3 separate regions of the Homo sapiens genome follow, and regions 2 and 3 are each linked to region 1. A link is a contact called in ENCODE Hi-C or POLR2A ChIA-PET data. All regions are on one chromosome and are shown on one strand. The core of a region is the stretch at or near the end of the contact, and the rest is flanking DNA. Distances in the headings are between cores, read along the strand shown.

Region 1 (2,700 bases), core at 38-2,537:
GCCTCCGCATCTTGCTGGGGTTTGCTCGGGTGCTGCTGTTTGCCGGTGCCGGCGCCCGATTTCTTGGCCCTCTGCTCCAGGGTCCGCTGGTAGAGGCTCACGGTGTCCCGGCGCTCCAGCTCCAGCTGCTCCACCTGAGCCTGCTGGTACCTGTTCTCGCAGTTGACGTGGTGCCGACGGCAGCCCTCGATGCGCTGGCGGAGCCGCTCCACCACGGTGCTGTGCTTGGGAACGGCCGCCGAACCGCCGCCGGGGCCCCCGGAGCCGCCGCATCCACCGGCTGCCGGGTGATTGCTACTCGGAGCAGCGGGAGTACTATTGGGAGTATTATTCACACCGATCCCGGCCCCGCCGAGGCTGCTGTTCAGGCTACTGTTGATGCAAATACTACTGCCATTCGCGGCAGCAGCGGGGGCTGCGAAATCCCCCATCCTGCTCCCCGGGCACACTATTTTGGAAGAACTTTTTTTATCCACCCCCCTATCAGCCTCCTCCTTGGGTCCAAGGATTAAAATAGTTTAAGTGGAACGCGGGGGAGACGCAAGCACATGGATGGAAACGGCGATCCCGACGGGGCGAAAAAAACGGGGGGGGAGATTTTGGGGTGGTTTTTGTTTCCTTTTTTTAAACTGTAAAAGCTCAAGGGGAAGAAAAGGGGGGAACGTTATCGGAATACCATCAGACACCTATCAACAAAAAGAATCACAACAAACTGAGCCAGCAGCAAATCGGGTTGCAACTCAAGGGGAGATCCGCTCCTTGCTTGCCTTCTTTTTATAATCCATTATTTTCTAATAAATTCCAGGAGATTTCCGGTGGTTGGCAAGCATTTTCTCCCTACATACCGAAAAACACACCCCATGTACACACACAAGCATATGCCTCCAGTGCGGACACGCGCGACACACACTCACTCCACACCGCATCGGAAAACGGCAAGCTTGCTTATTGCATTTTCCTTCCACAAAAAAGTTTTGGTGTTTATGCCGCCCCGTGTTCTCAAAGTACTTTGGCTGCTCAGTTGCATTTCACAGGAACCTAGATATCGAATCCTCGGGCTGGGGGAAGTAAACACATGGACAGTCCGAGGCGACTGCAAAAGTAGATCGGTGAAGTCCTTTGCAAAACGCCGCGCAGAGAGCAGCACCTAACGCTCGGCTGGGCTGCCGCTGCCGCCGCTGCTCCTGCCACCATCACAATGATCAACTGCTCGCCGCCGCCGCCGCCGCCGCCTCCTCCTCCTCCTCTCGCTCCTCCACCTCCTCCTCCTCCTCCATGCCAGCGGAGTGATATCAGGACGCGCGAGCTCAGTAAACACGGCAGCGGCGGCGGCTGGAGGCCGTGAGACAGGCCCGCGGACACGGCGCAAAACCCGGCCCGGACTCTCACCCGGCAGGAGCGGGCGCGGCACGCACCAGCACCCGGCTCCCGTCTCCGTCGCCTCGGCGCCCGGCGCCCCTCCTACGCCCCCAACCACACTACCGCCCCGCCGAGAAGCCCAGAGCCGTCGGCGACGGAGAGAAGAAAGATTCTGGGGGGATCTCAGAAATAAATCAACTTTTGACCTGTGTGTGTGCGTGAGAGCGTGTGTGAGTGTGTGTGTCTGTGTATGCGCGCGCGCGTGCGCGGGGACGCGCCTGGTAGGGTTTCCTTATTCCAAGGAAAGTATCAAGCGATCCCAAGTTGTTGTTATACATTTATGCATTATATTGCAGAACTGTGCATGACCAGGCAGAAACATTGAAGCTTTACAGCAGTTGTCTGTCATCCCTATCCATGTGGAAAGAAAAAGGCAAATGAGTGACTTGTTTTTAAAACCCAGGTAATAAGTCTGCGCTAGTAACAGCGCTACTTACGGACACTTGTTCCAAGTCTAGGCCAGACTGAACACACAAATACCAAATTCTAAATAAATAGAAATAGGCATCAAAAATGTGTAATATTTAACTCACTGTACATAATGATTGTTGTTACTAAGTCAATTATTGTTTTACTTACCCTTGGAAAAAAATAAAGCAAGCAGGGACTTGGAGGTGAGACTAACAGTACATTTAAACAGACTGTTTTGAACACTAGGTGCTAATGACAGCAGTAATTAAGGTCCTTCGTAAATCAAGTGGAAAGATTGCAGATTTCATAGACTAGAACTATAGAAAAAACACAGCATTTCACAGTTTGTCATGACCAAAACAAAAACAAGCAAAAATAACAGGCCTACTTTATTGCTGGATATATTTCTTTCCATTTCAATGAATTCACAATAAGTACAATTAAAATGGACTAGCAACTGCAGAAATCAATCTAAACTTTCCATTTTATTAAAGCACATTATCTTTCCCGATATTATCTAAAAACAAAAATAACAACTAAGGATCAAATATTCTTGAATATGGACTTAAACCATTGCATATACATATTTTTAAAAATTAAGATGGAGAAATTATTATTTCTCTAATAATCAGTAAACTATAAATCTTGATTGTGAGATGTTAATTATAAGTCATTTTGTATTATTTCAATAAATCTTAAGAATTAGTTTTTAGGGTAAAAATACACCCCAGTTTTCTAAAATAGCCAGGAATAAAAGAACTTTGGATCTTATGCATTAGTCATGAGATCTGATTTAAACCATCTTCATTTCTTGGCATTGCAGATTAGCACAGGATGCTATTTCTAACCTCATAATGTCAGCGATAAGAA
Region 2 (2,700 bases), core at 55-2,554, 5.8 Mb after region 1:
CCCACATCCGCCCGCCGCTGCCCGGCCTCGCCCCCCGCCCGGCCGCCCCGCGCCCCGGCGCGCCCCCTCGCCTCGGCGCCGCGGGAGCAGCCGCCCGGCGGCGCGTGTGTACCCGTGTGTTTGTGTGCGGTGCCCCTACACCCTCCCCAGCCGCTCCCGCCTCGCCCGCCCCCGACTCCCCTCCTCCGCCGCCGCCTCCTCCACCTCCGCCTCCTCCTGCTCCAGCCGCCGCCGCCGCTGCCGCCGGCGGCTCGGGGGCCGACCAACCCCGGCGCAACCTTTAGCCAGGGACGGACCTCTCCCTGGATCCTGTACCCGGCGGCTGCTGCGCGCCCTCTCCCCGACACCCCCAAACGCCATGTCACGGCCCCCAGCCCTCCGCGCGCCCCGACCCCCGCACCCTCAGGCGCCGGAATCCACAAGGAATTTTTTTTTTTTTAAGATTCCAACCTCTCCCACCTCCCCCCACCAAACCCCCGATAAAACCCCCGGCATCCACACTACTCCCCTCCTCCCTTCTCTTGCCCCCTCCCCCCAGCAACCCAGAGTGAGGAGGGGGAAGGGGAGGGAAAGGGAAAAAAAAGCCCGATCTCAAGGAAAAAAAGGGGGGGGGTGAGAGAAAGAAAGAAAAAGAGAGAGAGAATAGAAAGGGCACGGGGCTGATCATCACCAACATGGCTGCCTCAGCATAGACCTAAACGAGGAGTAACCCGGGCTGTGTCTTTGTCAGTTTCACCTCTGTAACCCTAAACTAATGCAGAAAACAACGGAGGAGGCTGCGGAGGGGAAAGAGGAGAGGGAGGGCGAGAAAATGGCACGAGAGGAGGTGGAGAAGGGATGACTTACGTGAGGGAAGGCGCTTGGGCTGCTCCTGCTTCCTCCTGGGCATTTTCCCCCTTTTCTCACATTCTCCTCCTTGGTTAATGTGAGATCAAATAAACCCCCGTGGGGGCAGAGAGGCAGACACTGGCAGGAGCGGGGAGGTAGTTGGGGGGCGGGCGGGCGGGCAGGGGGAAACCCCTTCTCCGGTGTGTGCAATGGGTTGAAGCTTGTTTCCTGGAGCCAGAAGAGGGGTTTTCTTCTTTTCTTTCCTTTCTTTTTTCCTTTTTTTTTTTTTTTTAAATTTTTGGTCGTGCACCTGGCTTGTCCCCGAGCGTAATATTCTTCAATGGAAACGGATCTAATAGGTGTGAGTGTGTGTGTGTCCTATGCTCGCGTGTGTGATGGGAGGTATAAATAAATGAGTGCCGGTGCGGCGGTGTCTATGGCCGCGCTCTGTGTCTCCGAGCCCCTAACACTAATGTCGGGATCAAAGGGCAGCGGCGGCGGCAGCACAGCTCACAGCTCGCTCTCTTGCTCTCTCTCTCTCTCTTTCTCGCTCTCTCTCCTCTCGCGCTCTCTCTCTCGCTCTCTCTCTGTCACACACACACACACACAAGAGGCACAGACTGAGGGAAAGAGCGAGAGCTACACACACACACACGCACGCACACACACACACAGAGCAAAGAGGAAAGTGCCCCAAGGCTCCCAGGGCGGACTCAGCCTCGGATTTACAACCGCTCTGTCTGGAAAGAATGGGGGGCGCGCGTGCGGGGGTGGGATGGAGTTCTTCAAATTTATCCCGCTAGTCACCAAATCTAGGGGGAAAAAGTTTTTCTCACTCTTTAAACAACGATTAGTTCATTATTTTACTGACTTTTAAAAAGGAAATAAATTTCTCTCTTCACTTTCTTTTGTTTATTAAGCTACATTTTGTTCTGTATGAAATTCTGCAGGCTTTTGTCCCTACCCCATCACCTTAAATCTGGAGGTTATCGTCTCCCACACACTCTTCAAAAACATTCCAAAAAAACTAATTTAAAAAAAATGAAGACAACATATGGTGAAATCAATAACTTGGTTGACAGTTGACAGAATAAGTGCCCAGTTTTGGAGTGTCCACTGGAGTTAAAACTGAAAAATGCTCCTAAATGAACATTACAGCTACTTGACAAAGAGAGGAAAATAAGATTAGGTCACCCCTGATGGTTGCTTTAACTGCTACGTGATACTCCTAGAGTGCACACAGCAATCTTTACTTCGGAAATTCACTTTTTCCCCTGCTATATACTGCAGGTATATGAAGTTTACCCTGAAGCAATTCCAGTGTGCATTATGAGCCCAATATAGCAGTTTTCATTAACTGATACATACTTTCATTACCTTACAAATCACACATCTTTCTTCAAAGAGAGACATAAAGGAGAAAAATAGAAAAGGACGGGTCTCACTAGAGCACAAAAGGTACTTGGTGAAAGAGGACTGTTCTCTTTGTGACTTGCAGTCATTTGGATAAAAGTTCACTCAGAGGTTGTTAATGATTTAAACTCCAAAACCTGCTACTATAATTGAAATAAAAATGGTCTGAAGAAGAGTTGTTTCATAAAACTCTCTTTGTAAGAGGAAACTTTGAACTTAGCAGAATACATTATATGTCATGAGTCATGTAGCTAGAAAATAAAAAGGTGCATTATTTAACTACATCTTCCCTTTTTAGCTTTTTTAAAACTCTGACTCATCATCTTATTATGTTAAATATTTTCCTACCAATTTTTAAATAGACCTTTTCATCAAAGAAAGTGGAGGCACAGTAAAGACATAGAACATTAAAATGACACTCTATAAGCCTACATGGATAACTCATGCCTCTTTGAGGTT
Region 3 (2,700 bases), core at 172-2,671, 7.9 Mb after region 1:
AAGGCGGAGGTTGCAATGAGCCAAGATTGCGCCACTGCACTCCAGCCTGAGTGACAGAGCAAGACTCCGTCTCAGGGAAGCAACAAAATAAAGATATTTGTTCTCAAAGGTGAACAAGTTACTGCTTTTACGTGCTGGCTTCATGTATTGGCTGGCTCCCTGCTGCTTGAGAGATGATCTTATACAGTTGAAGAAGGCCTCTGCTGCAGGAAAGCACTGGGTATGTGTGGGTCAGCCCCAGGCACGAACAGGGGAGCCCCGCACCACAAAACCAGTGAAGATGGAGGGGATTCTCCATCCGAATTGTCTTCATCTCCCCCAAACCCCACGTCCCTTCCAGGCTTCTTATCTGGTCTGTTTAATCCAGGGGTGAGCAAACCGTGGCCCACTGCCACCTGTCTTTATAAAGTTTTATTGGAACACAGCTACACTTAGTTGTTTACGTTTTGTCTGTGGCTGCTTTTTCACTGACAGTGATAGCAGAATTGAGTAGTTGCAGAAGGCCTGCCAAGCTTGAAGTATTTACTCTCTGGCCCTTTACAGAATAAGTTTACTGATCTTGAGCTAATCAGTAATCAAAACAGGTCTGTTTGGAAGGGCCCACCTTTCTTAAAACCCAGCTTTAGGAAGTGCAGTTAACCACTGTGGTGGTAGATGGAGAGTGCCAGGTGATTTTCAGTGTAAGCTTCACACATCTCTTCTTGTCATTAAACCAACCAGACATTTTCCCTATGGGTTTTGGATGCCCTCAAATGTTTATTTATAATTTCAGAAGGCTTTTAGTGTTTCAGTGACTGAAAAACCTATGTGGGGTTGTTCTTTTTATAATGTATCATTTAAAATAAATTTTTATTTTGGAATAGTTTAAGGTATGCAGAAAAGTTACAAAGATACTACAGAGCTTCCGTAGACCCTTCACTTCCCCTCTTCACTTCCCGCCCCCACCCCACCTCCGGCTCTTAGCATCTTACAGAACTGTGGTACCTTTGTTAAAAATAATGAAATTAGTGTTGATACAGTACTGTTAACTAAACCACAGACTTCATATGGACTTCACCAGTCTTTCCAATAATGTTCTTTCTCTGTTTCAAGCTCAAATCCAGGATGCCATGTTTCTATAAGCAACTTTAGATTTTTTAAATGATGACATCTACTTAATATAGTCATACTTTTTTCCCTTTGCATAGCTGATTTGCTGTCTTTTGGTAAATTAAATGGTTAGTGATGATATAACCCTAGAAATCAGAGGTAAGATCTGACCTAGAAATATGTAATAGTAGTGAGGGCTTCATTTATTGACTGCTTGCTATGCTTCAGGGCTTTACGCCTATCATCTCATTTAAACCCACAGTGACCCAGCCGATGAGTCATGACTCTCTTCACGTTAGCTGAGGGAGTTTAGGTTGCTCAGCCAAGTTTCAGTTGTGGATGACACTAAGTGCAGGCTAATGATGGCAACTGTGGGCCAACCTCTGGGGGGCACTCGTAAGTCATTCGCTTCCTTCTCAGCATAGCCTCTAGCTATTGACAAAAAGAGGAACAAGCCTAGGGGAGGAAGAAACTGCAAGCTGGCACTCAGCCAACAATGATAGTGCCAGCTCTGGCACCCAGGTCTCTCTGCAGAGTGGCAGAGTCTTAGGCATTTGTAATTTGCATGCGTACAATCCTTCAATGGCCCCTCTTTGCCTTTAGGTTATGATTGTGCCTCCTGAATATCCCGGTACTTGCATCTCTCACCATTCTTTCCATATTCCATTCTAGTCACTGAAAAGGACTTGAGGGTCTGAGATCTGTGCTGTCTTGTCAAAACAGGGTTTACTAGAAACATGACCTTGAGTAAGTTGCTTTCACCTTTCTGAGATGGTCTTCTCATATGTCATGTGGAATAATAGGGTGGTTGGGAATAAGTGTACTAGTGCCTGCCTGTTGCATCTAGCACAGGGCTAGATTGCACAGTTGTGCCTCACATGAGCCTGGGTGTGGGGAGGTGATGACGATGTTGACTATGGTAGCATCAGCTTCAGCATTAGCTCCGCACAGATGCTGCCTCCTCCAGGAAGCCCTCCTGGCTATCCCCATGGTTATTAGGTGCTTCCTCCACTCTTCCTCTGAGGGACCTTGGGCAGATCGCTACATGGCTCTCAGTGCCTGTATTATGGTTATTAATTGGGCATTCTCCACTCACTTGGCTGCAGAGCAGGTGGTGTCACGGTTTCCTGGGTGTCCCCAGGGACTAGCACAAGGCCTGACAGGAAGTCCTCAGACTGTAAATGATGAGCCAGTGGGTCTACTCCGAACCTTCCTGATGGGCAGCAAAGTCCTTCTCCCCCAACGCCGTGGGTTATGGCGACTTGCATGTCACAGGCCTTTGTTTCTCTGCACTGCTGTTGTCCCTCGGTGTGCTCGTGGGGAGCCAAACAATGTGCTTGCGTGTGGAGTTCTCCCTCTCCTGGCACTTAAGGAATAACTGGCATTTATTTGAACAGAGATTTTCCCATAATATACAGATCTACAATATTTCCTTCTGTCTTTATTAACATTTTCAAACACTCTTGCCCAGGACAGCTGTTCTAGACTTATGCTGTATGTTTCCCAGACTGGCATGAAAGATCATTTCACTAATGTGTTAGCTTCTGCTCAGAGACCTGGCAAATGAGAGTTTAGAATCTTTCATTGCAGTGCAAACTTCTGATTTGATCT

What was found. A loop is a pair of places that touch in the nucleus more often than their neighbours do. ChIA-PET counts read pairs that join two places held with the same protein, here RNA polymerase II (POLR2A). Pooled maps may share reads with other maps.
Region 2: a loop to region 1 is called in a pooled map, with 27 times the contacts of the local background. The contact joins the promoter of ZNF827 here to the promoter of MAML3 in region 1. A Hi-C loop is called at or near these places in 7 of 50 pooled maps.
Region 3: a map of naive thymus-derived CD4-positive, alpha-beta T cell shows a loop between it and region 1 (19-fold over the local background). The contact joins the enhancer-like site here to the promoter of MAML3 in region 1. A Hi-C loop is called at or near these places in 1 of 168 maps with a recorded cell type or tissue (naive thymus-derived CD4-positive, alpha-beta T cell) and 4 of 50 pooled maps. POLR2A ChIA-PET finds 5 or more read pairs at or near these places in 1 of 52 experiments (naive thymus-derived CD4-positive, alpha-beta T cell).

Annotation. Positions count from the first base shown.
Region 1 is chr4:140,152,897-140,155,596 of GRCh38, forward strand. MAML3 (mastermind like transcriptional coactivator 3) reads right to left here and starts at 1,288. Exons shown (of 5, transcript NM_018717.5): 1 at 1-1,288. The coding sequence starts at 431.
Region 2 is chr4:145,937,519-145,940,218 of GRCh38, forward strand. It overlaps ZNF827 (zinc finger protein 827), which reads right to left and starts at 1,305. Exons shown (of 15, transcript NM_001306215.2): 1 at 847-1,305. The coding sequence starts at 889. RefSeq lists silencers at 1-57, 178-247 and an enhancer at 622-681.
Region 3 is chr4:148,055,615-148,058,314 of GRCh38, forward strand. The region is part of intron 20 of ARHGAP10 (Rho GTPase activating protein 10); the gene reads left to right. Among named protein-coding and RNA genes, the nearest start is that of MIR4799, 270 kb to the left of the region's middle. RefSeq lists an enhancer at 1-508. Within about 2 kb of position 1,422, at least 9 of the 41 ENCODE cell types and tissues checked have a DNase peak (open chromatin) inside an H3K27ac peak, as active enhancers do.